2 separate regions of the Homo sapiens genome follow, and region 2 is linked to region 1. Evidence: read pairs that join two places in POLR2A ChIA-PET (ENCODE). Cell type or tissue: MCF 10A. All regions are shown on one strand. Links, peaks and the distances in the headings refer to the core of each region. The heading gives the core; the rest is flanking DNA.

Region 1 (7,177 bases), core at 1,761-5,760:
TGGAATATACTTGGGATACCCATGTCCTTCTTTTATTTTCAGCCTTTCTGAATCATTTAATGTGTTTGAAATATGTTTCTTATATACAGCCTAATGGCTCATGTTGAGCGTTCGCCACATTCTAGTTGCTCTTCTAAAACCCCTTGTCTGCGTTGTTTTATTCGGTCCTCTCTGTTAGAACTAGTCTTCTCTTTTATACTTGGGAAACGGAGGGACAGAGATGTTTTTGAAAGACGTACCCGATACTAGAGGCTCCAGCCAGAGCAGCTGGGAAGAAAGAAAAGGAGGGAGGAGAAAAGAAAGGAAGAGAGGGAGGCCGTCCACACTGGAAAGGAGGTAAAAACTGTTTACACATGACACTACGTTGTATATAGAAAAGTTTAACATACCTGTCTCTCTTTTAAAAAAAGCTATTAGAACTAATAAACGATTTCAGGAAGGTTGCAGGATACAAGATTAATATACCAAGATCAATTGCATTTCTATGCACTAGCAATGAACAATTCCAAAATAAAATTAAGAAAATTGTTTTATTGGCCAGACGCAGTGGCTCATGCCTGTAATCCCAGCACTTTGGGAGGCTGAGGTGGGCTGATCACGAGGTCAGGAGATCGAGACCATCCTGGCTAACACGGTGAAACCCCGTCTCTACTAAAAATACAAAAAATTAGCCAGGCGTGGTGGTGGGTGCCTGTAGTCCCAGGTACTCAGGAGGCTGAGGCAAGAGAATGGCGTGAACCCGGGAGGCGGAGCTTGCAGTGAGCCGAGCTCGCACCACTGCACTCCAGCCTGGGTGACAGTGTGAGACTGTCTCAAAAAAAAAAAAAAAAAAAGAAAATTGTTTTATTTACAGTAGCATTAAAAATAATAAAATACTTTGGATTCAATTTAACAAAAGAACCTTAAAACTTGTACACAGAAAATCATAAAAGTATTGAAAAAAATCAAAGATCATCTAAATAAGTTGAAAGACAATGTTCATGGATCAGAATACTTAATATTGTTAAGATGGCAATACTCTCAAACTGCTCTACAGATTCAATATGATTTCCATCAAAATCTCAGCTAGCTTTTTAGTAGAAATTGACAGCAGATCTTACAATGTATATAGAAATGCAAGGGATAGCCAAAAACCTAAAATAGCCAAAAACAATCTCAGAAAAGAAAAAAGTTGGAGGACTCACACTTTTCCATAGCAAAACTTATTGTAAAGCTTCAATAATCAAGGCAATGTGGTATGGCATAAGGATAGACTTATAGATCAATGAAATAGACTTGAGAATCCACAAATAAGCCCTTACATTTATGGTTAATTGATATTTTCAAAAAGAATGTCAAGACAATCAATGGGAGAACTAATAGTCTTCCACAGATGGTGCCTAGGCAAGTGAATATCCACATGCAAAGAATGAATTTGGACCCCTACTTCACATCATACTCAAAAACTAATTTAAAATGGATCATTAATGTAAATGTCAGAGTTGAGACTGTAAAACTCTTAGAAGAAAACCTAGGAGTAGATATGACACCAAATTCCAAAGTGATAAAAGAACAAATAAAGATGCTATCAAGAAAGTAAAAATAATGAGAGAAAATATTTGCAAAAGATATATCTGATAAGGAACTTACATCTAGAATATACTTTTTAAAATAACTCTTATAGCCTGGGCAACATAGCAAGATCCCGTCACTACAAAAAAAATTAGCCAGGTGTGGTGTCACTTGCCTAGAGTCCTAGTTACTTGGGAGGCAGAGGTGGGAGGATTGCTTAAGCCCAGGAGATCAAGGCTGCAGTGAGCCGTGATCATGCCACTGCACTCCAGCCTGGGTAACAGAGTGAGATCCTGTCCCAAAAAAATATCTCTAATGCTATGGACTAGGTGTTTGTGTTCTCCCAAAAGTTTTGTATTGAAGCCTTACCACCAATATGGTGGTATTTGGAGATAGGACCTTTGGGGTGATTAGGCCATGAGGGTGGAGCCCTCACGAGTGGGATTAGTGCCCTTATAAGAATAGACATGAGGCGGGGTGAGGTGGCTCATGCCTGTAATCCCAGCCCTTTGGGATGCCAAGGTGGGCGGATCACTTGAGGTCAAGAGTTAGAAACCAGCCTGGCCAACATGGTAAAGCCTCATCTCTACTAAAAGTACAAAAATCAGCTGGGCATTGTGGTGGGTGCCTATAATTCCAACTACTTGGGAGGCTGAGGCAGGAGAATTGCTTGAACCCGGGAGGCAGAGGCTGCAGTGAGCCAAGTGTGCCACTGCCCTCCAGCCTGGATGACAGAGCAAGACTTCGTCTCAAAAAAACAAACAATCAAACAAACAAAAACTCTTCGGACTTAAAAAGAAAAAAAGAAGAAGAGACATAAGGGAATTTTCTTCCTCTCTCTCTGTGCTACTCCACTTGTGAATAGAAGAAAATGGCCATCTGTTAACCAAGCCTTATACATCACCAGAAACTTTATCTACTGCCAGCTTGACTGCAGACTTCCAGCCTCCAGAACTATGAGAAATAAATGTTTGTTGTTGAAACTGCCCAGTCTATGGTGTATTTATTATAGCAGCCTGAACCAACTAAGACATCTTACAACTCTGTAAAACAACCCAATTTAAAATCTTACTCAAGGTTACGCAGGAACTCAAGAATTCTCACCCAGGTGATCCACTTTCTTTGAATAACAGTTGTCTTTCCTTCTCTTTCTGGAGCTCTGATACTGTAGTTTTGTGCTCTTGTATTATAGAGGCAGTTGCTTTATTAAATAGTTTTTAATATCTGTTTCTTTTTTATCTTGAATACCTTTTAATATTTGCAGCGCTTATTCTATTTTGATCACCCATCTTTGAAGCAGATAAGTTATTCACAGGTTGGCTATTTTAAGGAGGTTCTCTTGGGGATTGGCTGGTCATAGACTCATTGAAATGTAAAGTTCATGCCATGACTCGAGCTTGGTATGTGGGTTTGGATGTGACTTGCTTGAGATTTCTTCTTTGGTCTATCACCTCTGCTCTTCTAAGCCAAACTGGGCCCACACTTGGACCCTGCTACCCAGGTCTCTTCCCATCCTTGCTCTTACAAGCAAGGGACTGAAGTTTTGCACCTCACTGTGCCCTTCACCTTTGATAAGTGTTCTTAGGGCTTCTGCTGAAGTTGGCCCCGTGGCATAGTGCTTGTGCCCCCACTACAGATGCCCAACCCCTTGCTCTGTCCCTATTGCTAGTGGTGCTTCTCCCCACAGTTTTGTGATGCAGGATTTGAGAGTTCCTACTTTTGCTGAAAATAGAGTTTCTTATTTACCTTTTTGATTTTGAACGAGTCCAGCAAATGACTAAGGAGATGACAGCTGGCACTGCCGTCTTCAGGACAGGAGTCACGAGGCATCTTCTGGATTATCATACCCCAGTGTCTGCTACAGCCCCTCTCCTAGGTTCCTCGTAGACACATTTGTGATTCCTAAATTTGGATTTTCTTTCATCATTTTTATCTCTAGAAGAATGCATCTGTTTATTTTTCCACACCACTGATTCCAATTCAAGTCTTGTCCATCTGTTGTTTGGGCCTCCTGTTGAGGTTCGGTTTCTGGAGTCATCTTTGTAATATCCCCTTTTCATTATTTAGTTGGATTCTTTTTCCAGTCTCCTCTCATTTTATGAATACCTTTACCTCTAACACTGACCTTTTTGGGGATCTTATTTTTTTCTTTAATTTTAATTTTTTCCCATTTTTATTAATTTTTATACAAAGGCAATAGTTGTACATAGGATCTTATTTTTTTAGATTATGTTTTCTTTGGTATACCAGGTTTACTCATTCTTCGGTGACTAATTTCTCTGCTTTTCAGGTAGGTCTCTGTAGTTCAAGAGTTTGGTTTAAATGTCTAACCATTCTTAGTGTCTGTGTATTTTTGCAAATGAGGTTCAGGTTGATCAATAATGGTCTTATTGGCCTTTTTTAAAGGCTGCTATTTGATTTCCCAGGCAGGCTTCCCTTCTGAAAATGACAGCCACCTGGCCACAGGGCTGTGGGAGTGAGCTGCGTCCTGACCATAGTGAGTGGGTGGGGACGCTGACAGACACGTTTCCTTTTTGTGAGTTTTCACAAGTACGCACAAGTAAGGACAGGCAAGCTGCTGGAACTCTTTTGGTTGATGAAGAAGAAAGAAAGGAATTGCTTAAGAGCTTGCTTTGAGAGATCTTACTGCTGAACTAAGCTACTCTTCTGTTTTGCTTTTTCTCAGATGCTAAGTAAAAGACAGTAAAGAAGAAAATAATTATATGTTTTGTGCCCAACTCCTAAAACAAGCCAGTTAGTAGCAGGTTGCTTCTTTGGCTTCTGGTGTTTGGCATACACTGTCTGCAAATGTGCTGGGAAGATGGGGTTGTAGTGAAGCGGGGCCTCCTTCACCTTGGGGTGTGTCCTTCTTGATGTGCCCTTGCCCAGGTGGAAGACTTTAATAGACATAAAGCAGTAATGGGCGAGTGTTCTACATCACCTGCTTTTGTGCTCAGATGGCAATCCCCTCCACATTTCCACTGGTGTCTCTGTGAGGAAGCTCATCGCAGGTTTTGTATTCTCGGGCCCACCTTCCCCCACTTCTGAGAGCACTAGAAGGCACAATTTTCTCTCCTGATGAATTTGGGAATTCAAGTAGGCAGCTAGCAGAATAGACGCCAAGTGAACCTCCATTTAATGACTCTTCTTCCAGTTTTCAACCTCATCTGGTCGTGCAGAGCTTCTGCTACCACTACATTGCAGTAGTTAGGAGGACCACTGTGGATTTGGCTTTTTTTCTCCCCACTCTTGGGGAAGAACCCTTTTTCCCAAGCTCAAGATGTTAAAGCTGTACAGTCGTTTTCCAGAGAATACCATTGAATCGTTCAAGGGCCAGTCAGGAGACAGAAACTGTACCAGTAATTTGAACAGGGAAATTTAATAGAAATAATGATTAACCAGCAACAGAGGATTAACTACTAAGACGGGAGGGAGATGCTAAAGAATATAGGACCAGGAGATATGGTGAGCAGCTGCCACACCAGGGCTGAGGGAAGGAATATCCAAAGAAGCAGCAAAGTTGAAAGAGGCCTTCTCTCGCAAGGCTGAGGTGCAGACCCATTGGCATTGGATGGTGAAGTTCACTAAGGTGCCATAGGAACCGGCTGGCAGGGAGGAAACTGCCCACCAGTGGGACCGGAATGCCAGTGAAACTCATAGGATGGTGTGAGCCGCTGGCTCTCCTGCACACAGCTAGCAAGAAAGCCAAAAGCCCAGAAATGGGGAGAGAAGGCCCTTCTTGTTGTATCTCCCCAGAGCCCTCTACTGGCAAAGCCAGCTTGTGTAAAAGGAATGTCTACAGGGTGCTACTCCAGTGTCACAAAGCAGGGTAAAGAAGGGTGGGTTTGGAATGGAAAGGCAATAAATAAGTAATTGAGTCACCAGTATTAACAGGTTCAAATTGGGGGATTTCATGTTGTACTGTTTCCTTGAGTAGTTTAAGAGAAACGATTGTAGAAGAGCTAGGGTATGAATGAATCCATTGATACATAAGCTCAGTTTTTGCCCACATCTCATGGTAGAGATGATTTATCTGCCAGTTGGTCTCTTCAGTCTAGAAAGATGAAGTGCCTGGGGATTCATTTGTCCCTCTATGATACAGAACCCTTCCCTTAGAAGCAGAAGTAGCAGTCTGGATGTGTTGGCTCATACTTCTAATTGCAGCACTTTGGGAGGCTGAGGCGGATGGATTACCTGAGGTTAGGAGTTTGAGGCCAGCCCAGCCAACATAGTGAAGCCCTATCTCTGCTAAAAATCCAAAACCTATTATCTGGGTGTGGTGATGTATGCCTGTAATCCCAACTACTTAGGAGGCTGAGGCAGGAGAATCACTTGAACCCGGGAGGCAGAAGTTGCAGTGAGCCGAGATGGCACCACTACACTCCAGCCTGGGCAATAGAGCGAGACTCCATCTCAAAAAAGAAAAAAAAAAAGCAGAAGTAGCAGTTAACATCTTTTTGCTGAGATTTAACGCTACTCCTGATGGTTCTTTTTTTTCTCTCTCTTTTTTGAGATGGAATCTCACTCCATTGCCCAGGCTGGAGTGCAGTGGTGGCATCTCAGCTCATTGCAACCTCTGCCTCCTGGGTTCAAGCAATTCTCCTGTCTCAGCCTTCTGAGTAGCTGGGACTACAGGCACCTGCCACCACACCCGGCTAATTTTTGTATTTTTAGTAGAGACAGGGTTTCACCTTGTTGGTAAGGCTGGTCTCAAACTCCTGAGCTCAGGTGATCCACCCGCCTCGGTCTCCCAAAGTGCTGGGATGAAAGACGTGAGCCACTGCACCCGGCCTCCTTATGGTTCTTAGTGCAATTTGGAGTAGAAGTTTGGTGTACAGTATTTTAGGAATATGTGAGAACCCAAGATTTGAAAATGTGCCAAAATGAGAGTGAAATGCCTATCAAAAATGTTGGTGACCTTTCAAAGAATGTAGCTACAGTTTCCTTTTGAGCGCTCAAGATTATTTTCATTGTACAGTATAATATTATAAAAGGAAATTTGGGATTGATCTAATTAGGCAATAAAAATCTTAAGTAATGAAACTTACAGTACAGATATGAATTATATAATAGGAGGGGCCATCTAGATAGATAGAGGAGTTATAATTTGGCAAATGAACTGTAAATGAGCACATGAAACAAGTTAAAGGACAAAAGCTGTTTCAAGAAGAATTTTCCCACAGAGCTTAAGACAAAGAATAAAGAAGTACTTTGTTAGCCAGGCCTTTGTCGCCCATTTTCATCTAGACACAACCTTTAATAGTTTTGTAAATGTAAGTTTTTAACAATATTGTTTATACCTAAGCCTGGAAAAGGACCTTAACACCATGACCAACTAGAAAACTGGAAACACTGAACAAAAAGTTTTGCTTTTTAACTTGTATTTTTTATACTATGTTCTTAATACTGTTTCTCCTCCAGCCTAGTATTGAAACAGTTCTGATTTGAGTCAATGTTGAGTTCAGCAGGAAGCACAGTGTGATGGCGGGGTTTTCTTCCATTCTGAGCATCTGGATGATGCCAGTGCTCTAACTGGCTGTGAGGCCCTTCCGACCTAGTGCAGGGAGAATCTTGTTTCATCTGATCATTTGGTACTTTGGGAACATGCAGTGATTATTGTAGTCCA
Region 2 (4,000 bases), core at 1-4,000, 68 kb after region 1:
CCATCAACCCTCATTTTCATTTTATGTCATGTTTAGAATTGTGTGTGATAGAGGCTGTACATACACATTTTACAGGAAGCGCCTGGCACTGTGTGAGGCTGGCGGTTGAATGGTCAGGAGAGTAGTAGCGGCTCTAAGCCAGCCTCACAGCCCTTTCTCATTTCTCGCTCCATCCCCCTCCCCGTTCATTTCCAGGCCTTTCCACGAAGAGTCCTCAGCCTTCTCCCTCCAGCCGGAAGAGCCCCCTGAGTCTGAGCCCTGCATTTCAGGTGCCTTTGGGCCCAGCTGAACAGGGCTCATCCCCACTCCTGAGCCCTGTCCTCAGTGATGCTGGCGGAGCCGGGATGGACTGCGAGGAGCCCAGACACAAGGTGGGCCCCTCGAGGCTGAGAAGCTAGCAGAGGGTTGCAGGGTGGGCCTGTTTTCACTGTTCCTTCGGGTGGTGCTGGTGGGGACCCTGGGGCGGGGCAGGGAAGGGCTCTGCACTCACAGCCGCCTTACCAGCCTCCTGAGCAGAGAGGAGGTACTGGGCCGCCTTCCCTAGCAAAACCTTCCTGAGACTTTCCTCTTATCTCTGGGACTCCAGGTTCCTTCGTACAAAAACGAGTTTCCTTATTCATTTAGCAAACGGTCCCTGGAACCCACAGGCTCCATGTGTCAGGCTGGATCTTCCAGCCTCCCCCACTCTTCCTTCCTTCCTTCCCACCTTCCTCATTTCTCCCTCCCGTCCTCCCTCCTTTGCTCCTTTCTTCTCTCCCTGCTTGGTCAAGCTTCTACTTTGACAATTGAGTAACTGGGAGGAAAGATCTGGGTGCTAAGGGAGGGTGCACTAGGGACTGCTTTGGGTTCCGGAGAGGCTCTTGGGCAGGAGGCCCAGTGTAGAAAGATCTGGGTGCTAAGGGAGGGTACACTAGGGACCGCTTTGGGTTCCGGAGAGGCTCTTGGGCGGGAGACCCAGTGTAGAAAGATCTGGGTGCTAAGGGAGGGTGCACTAGGGACCGCTTTGGGTTCCGGAGAGGCTCTTGGGCGGGAGACCCAGTGTAGAAAGATCTGGGTGCTAAGGGAGGGTACACTAGGGACCGCTTTGGGTTCCGGAGAGGCTCTTGGGCGGGAGACCCAGTGTAGAAAGATCTGGGTGCTAAGGGAGGGTGCACTAAGGACCGCTTTGGGTTCTGGAGAGGCTCTTGGGCGGGAGACCCAGTGTAGAAACATCTGGGTGCTAAGGGAGGGTGCACTAGGGACCGCTTTGGGTTCTGGAGAGGCTCTTGGGCGGGAGACCCCGTGTCGATGTTGGAGACAGTGGAGGAGCCACCTGGGGCGAGGGGGCGGTTCTCTGCTGTTGTGGCACGGGGAGGGGGGCACATGGGCCACAGACAGGGGTGAGGCTTTATGACAAAGTTGAGGCAGTGTCCCCTATGGGTCTCTTTTTATCAGAGATGATAGGAATAAGGGCACAAACTGAGAGTCTGCAGGGAGAAAGTGACCGAGCAGAGAAGCTCACTGCTGGCAGGCACAGGGCAACCAGGGGCAGGGATGCTGTGGCCTCAGGGTGGCCTCCACTCTCCTAGCCCAGGGGAGTCTGCCTACAGCTACGGTTTTGCAGATGGACCCTAAAAGAAAAGACTCAGGGTCCAGGGAGTTTGTAGACTATATTGGGCCTGGAGTCCACAGAGAAGGGAGACATGGGGTCCCTGAGTGGCAGCTGGATGGGAAGAGGCCATGGGGCCTCTAGGAGGGAGGGAGTCAGTGCTGGTACAGGGGGAGGTATGTCATTGTGACACCTCAGCACTCCTGCTTTGGCCCGAATTGGCCAGAGGATATTCTGTCCAAGGCCTGCCTTCCAGATGCCAGGGCTACCCGTGGGATGCTGGGACTCTCAGCAGGTAGGATGGCACAGGCAGGGCAGTCTCCTCCTTCCTGGTGCCCTGAGGGTCCCCCTGGATCCCACTGGAGTGGAAGGAGCCCCCTGGTCTGGAGGCAGCAAAGGATATTAAACGTACTGCTGCACGAGGCCTGCAAGTGAGGGCTAGTTCTGGGCCCTGGCAGCAAGACTGTTTCCAAAAAAGATGTCTTTTTATTTTATTTTGGAAACCTAATGACAATCTCTTTAGTTCACTGTTTCTTTGGTACAAAAAAAAAAATGGCTACCAAGCAGTCTGTTATTAAGACTAAATTTTAATTTGTAACTTTTTATATTACAAAAATCAGTTGATTCTTTAGATGGTTCTATAGGATGACAGCTTGTCACATCTGAGGATAATTGGGCTGGTGGCAAGTGGCCCTGGGAGAAGCCTGTGAGTCATGACGTGGCATGGGGCCAGCAGCATGGCAAGGCCCTCTGGGATGGGGGCACCTCAGGGTCCTCACCGAGCCATGCCCTTGAGGAGTTGGTGGCTGGGTCACTGCAGAGAAAGATTCGGCAGCCCTTGGGCCCAGCCCCTGCGTGTGGGCACCCTCAGCCCTGACGTGGTGTCTCCTGTTGCCTCTCCTCAACACCTGGGCTCTGGAGGGAGGGCTCTGGGCTCTGCTTCAATTCTGTGTGTGTGAGTTGAGATAGCAAGGCTGTTGCCCAGCACAGGTGGGCTCCGAGATGGCAAGGATGGCCCTTTCATCACCATGCAGGGGCTGCTGGTTTGACCCAGAGGTAGGTTCCCACCAGAGTACCCCTCTGTGCTGACCTCATGAACCAGTGTGCCCAGCCAGGCTGCAACAGGTTCTGGGGAGACCCCGGCCCCACATTCACTGACGGTTCTGCTGGCAAGGCCTGGCAGACCACTCTCCTGGGGAGCCAGGGTGACAGGGGTCTGAGAAGCACGTGCTGCCACTGAGGCCACCCGTCAAGCTTTTGCACTTGCACCCAGTTGCTGGGCTGTGCGGGGAGGGGCAAAGAGCTGCCCACCCTCCAGCCCACCCTCGCCAGCTGGTGCCCTCCTCCCCAGTGTCTCCCACTTGATGCACTGTTTGTCCCCTTTTTAATAGAGATTTGTGAGGATCGGCCACAGTCGAAAGGTAGGAAAGCCAAAGGTGGCAGAAGCCTCTTCCACGCTCTGCATGGGCACATAGACCCTTCATGTGGGGACAGGTGGCGAAGCTCACAGGAATTGCATGCTCCTCTGGGCCTATCCCTGGCCGCCGTCTCATCCCTGGCCTGCAGCCCAGCTTGCTGGGGGTCAGGTTTGACATTGATCTAGAGGTGGGGGCAGCGTGGCAGCTGCTGTATTTTCTGTCCCTGAGAGTCTTCTCACGGTATTCCTTGGGCTGATTGGGCGGGGCGGGGCGGGGGCAGGGGCGGGACGGAAGACCCTTCTCTTGGCCAGTCTGCTCCCCTGACTCCCCTGTGACCCACTGGTGGCACCTGTGATGAGAAGTCTCATCAGCGACTGCTGTGGCTCTCTGATGGCGTATGTGTCTCTATGTGCCTCGCCCCTGGAGGAGTGGAGCTGCTCCGGGACTCGAGCATCCTGTTTCTTTCTATAGAACAACATTCAGAGTTAGGACATTGCCTTTGGACTCCATGCCACGGTGACTGTGGCTAGGAAGTTGTCCTCCCTCTACCAGACTCTCCCCCAGGGCCCAAGGCCAACAGTTTGTGGGGCATTAACATGTAACATCCCTGTCCCTCAGCTGTGTGGGGAAGGCTGGGGCCTCCCAGACCATAAACATGGGCCTCTGGGGACGGGACCAGCTCTGCCCCCAGAGAATTCACTGGGCATATCAAGCTCAGGTGGAGAAATGACTTCTTTTTTTAGAGATGGGGTCCGTCTCTGTTGCCCAGGCTGGAGTGCAGTGGTGCAGCCACAGCTCACTGCAGCCTTGTACTTCTGTGCCCAAGTGATCCTCCCAACTCAGGCTCCCAGGAGCTGGGATTACAGGTGTGACCACCTGCTTGGCTAACCTTTTTTTTTTTTAAGAGACAGGGTCTCACTATGTTGCCCAGGCTGGTCTCAAACTCCTGGCCTCGAGTGATCCTCCCATATCAGCCTCCCAAAGTGCTGGAATT

Evidence for each region. Peaks named below come from ENCODE experiments on the same cell type or tissue, not always from the same donor. Only the 100,000 strongest peaks of a DNase experiment are listed, where the experiment ranks them.
Region 2: POLR2A ChIA-PET joins it to region 1 with 5 read pairs; 3 of 35 experiments call an interaction of 5 or more read pairs at or near these places.

What each region holds. Positions count from the first base shown.
Region 1 is chr2:241,386,977-241,394,153 of GRCh38, forward strand. The region is part of intron 2 of FARP2 (FERM, ARH/RhoGEF and pleckstrin domain protein 2); the gene reads left to right. Among named protein-coding and RNA genes, the nearest start is that of FARP2, 34 kb to the left of the region's middle. RefSeq lists a silencer at 6,176-6,235. In MCF 10A, for the core only: no CTCF peak of the experiment used is centred there; a DNase peak (open chromatin) is centred at 4,115.
Region 2 is chr2:241,456,552-241,460,551 of GRCh38, forward strand. It overlaps FARP2 (FERM, ARH/RhoGEF and pleckstrin domain protein 2), which reads left to right. Exons shown (of 27, transcript NM_014808.4): 14 at 196-371. Among named protein-coding and RNA genes, the nearest start is that of MIR3133, 19 kb to the right of the region's middle. In MCF 10A, for the core only: no CTCF peak of the experiment used is centred there; no DNase peak of the experiment used is centred there.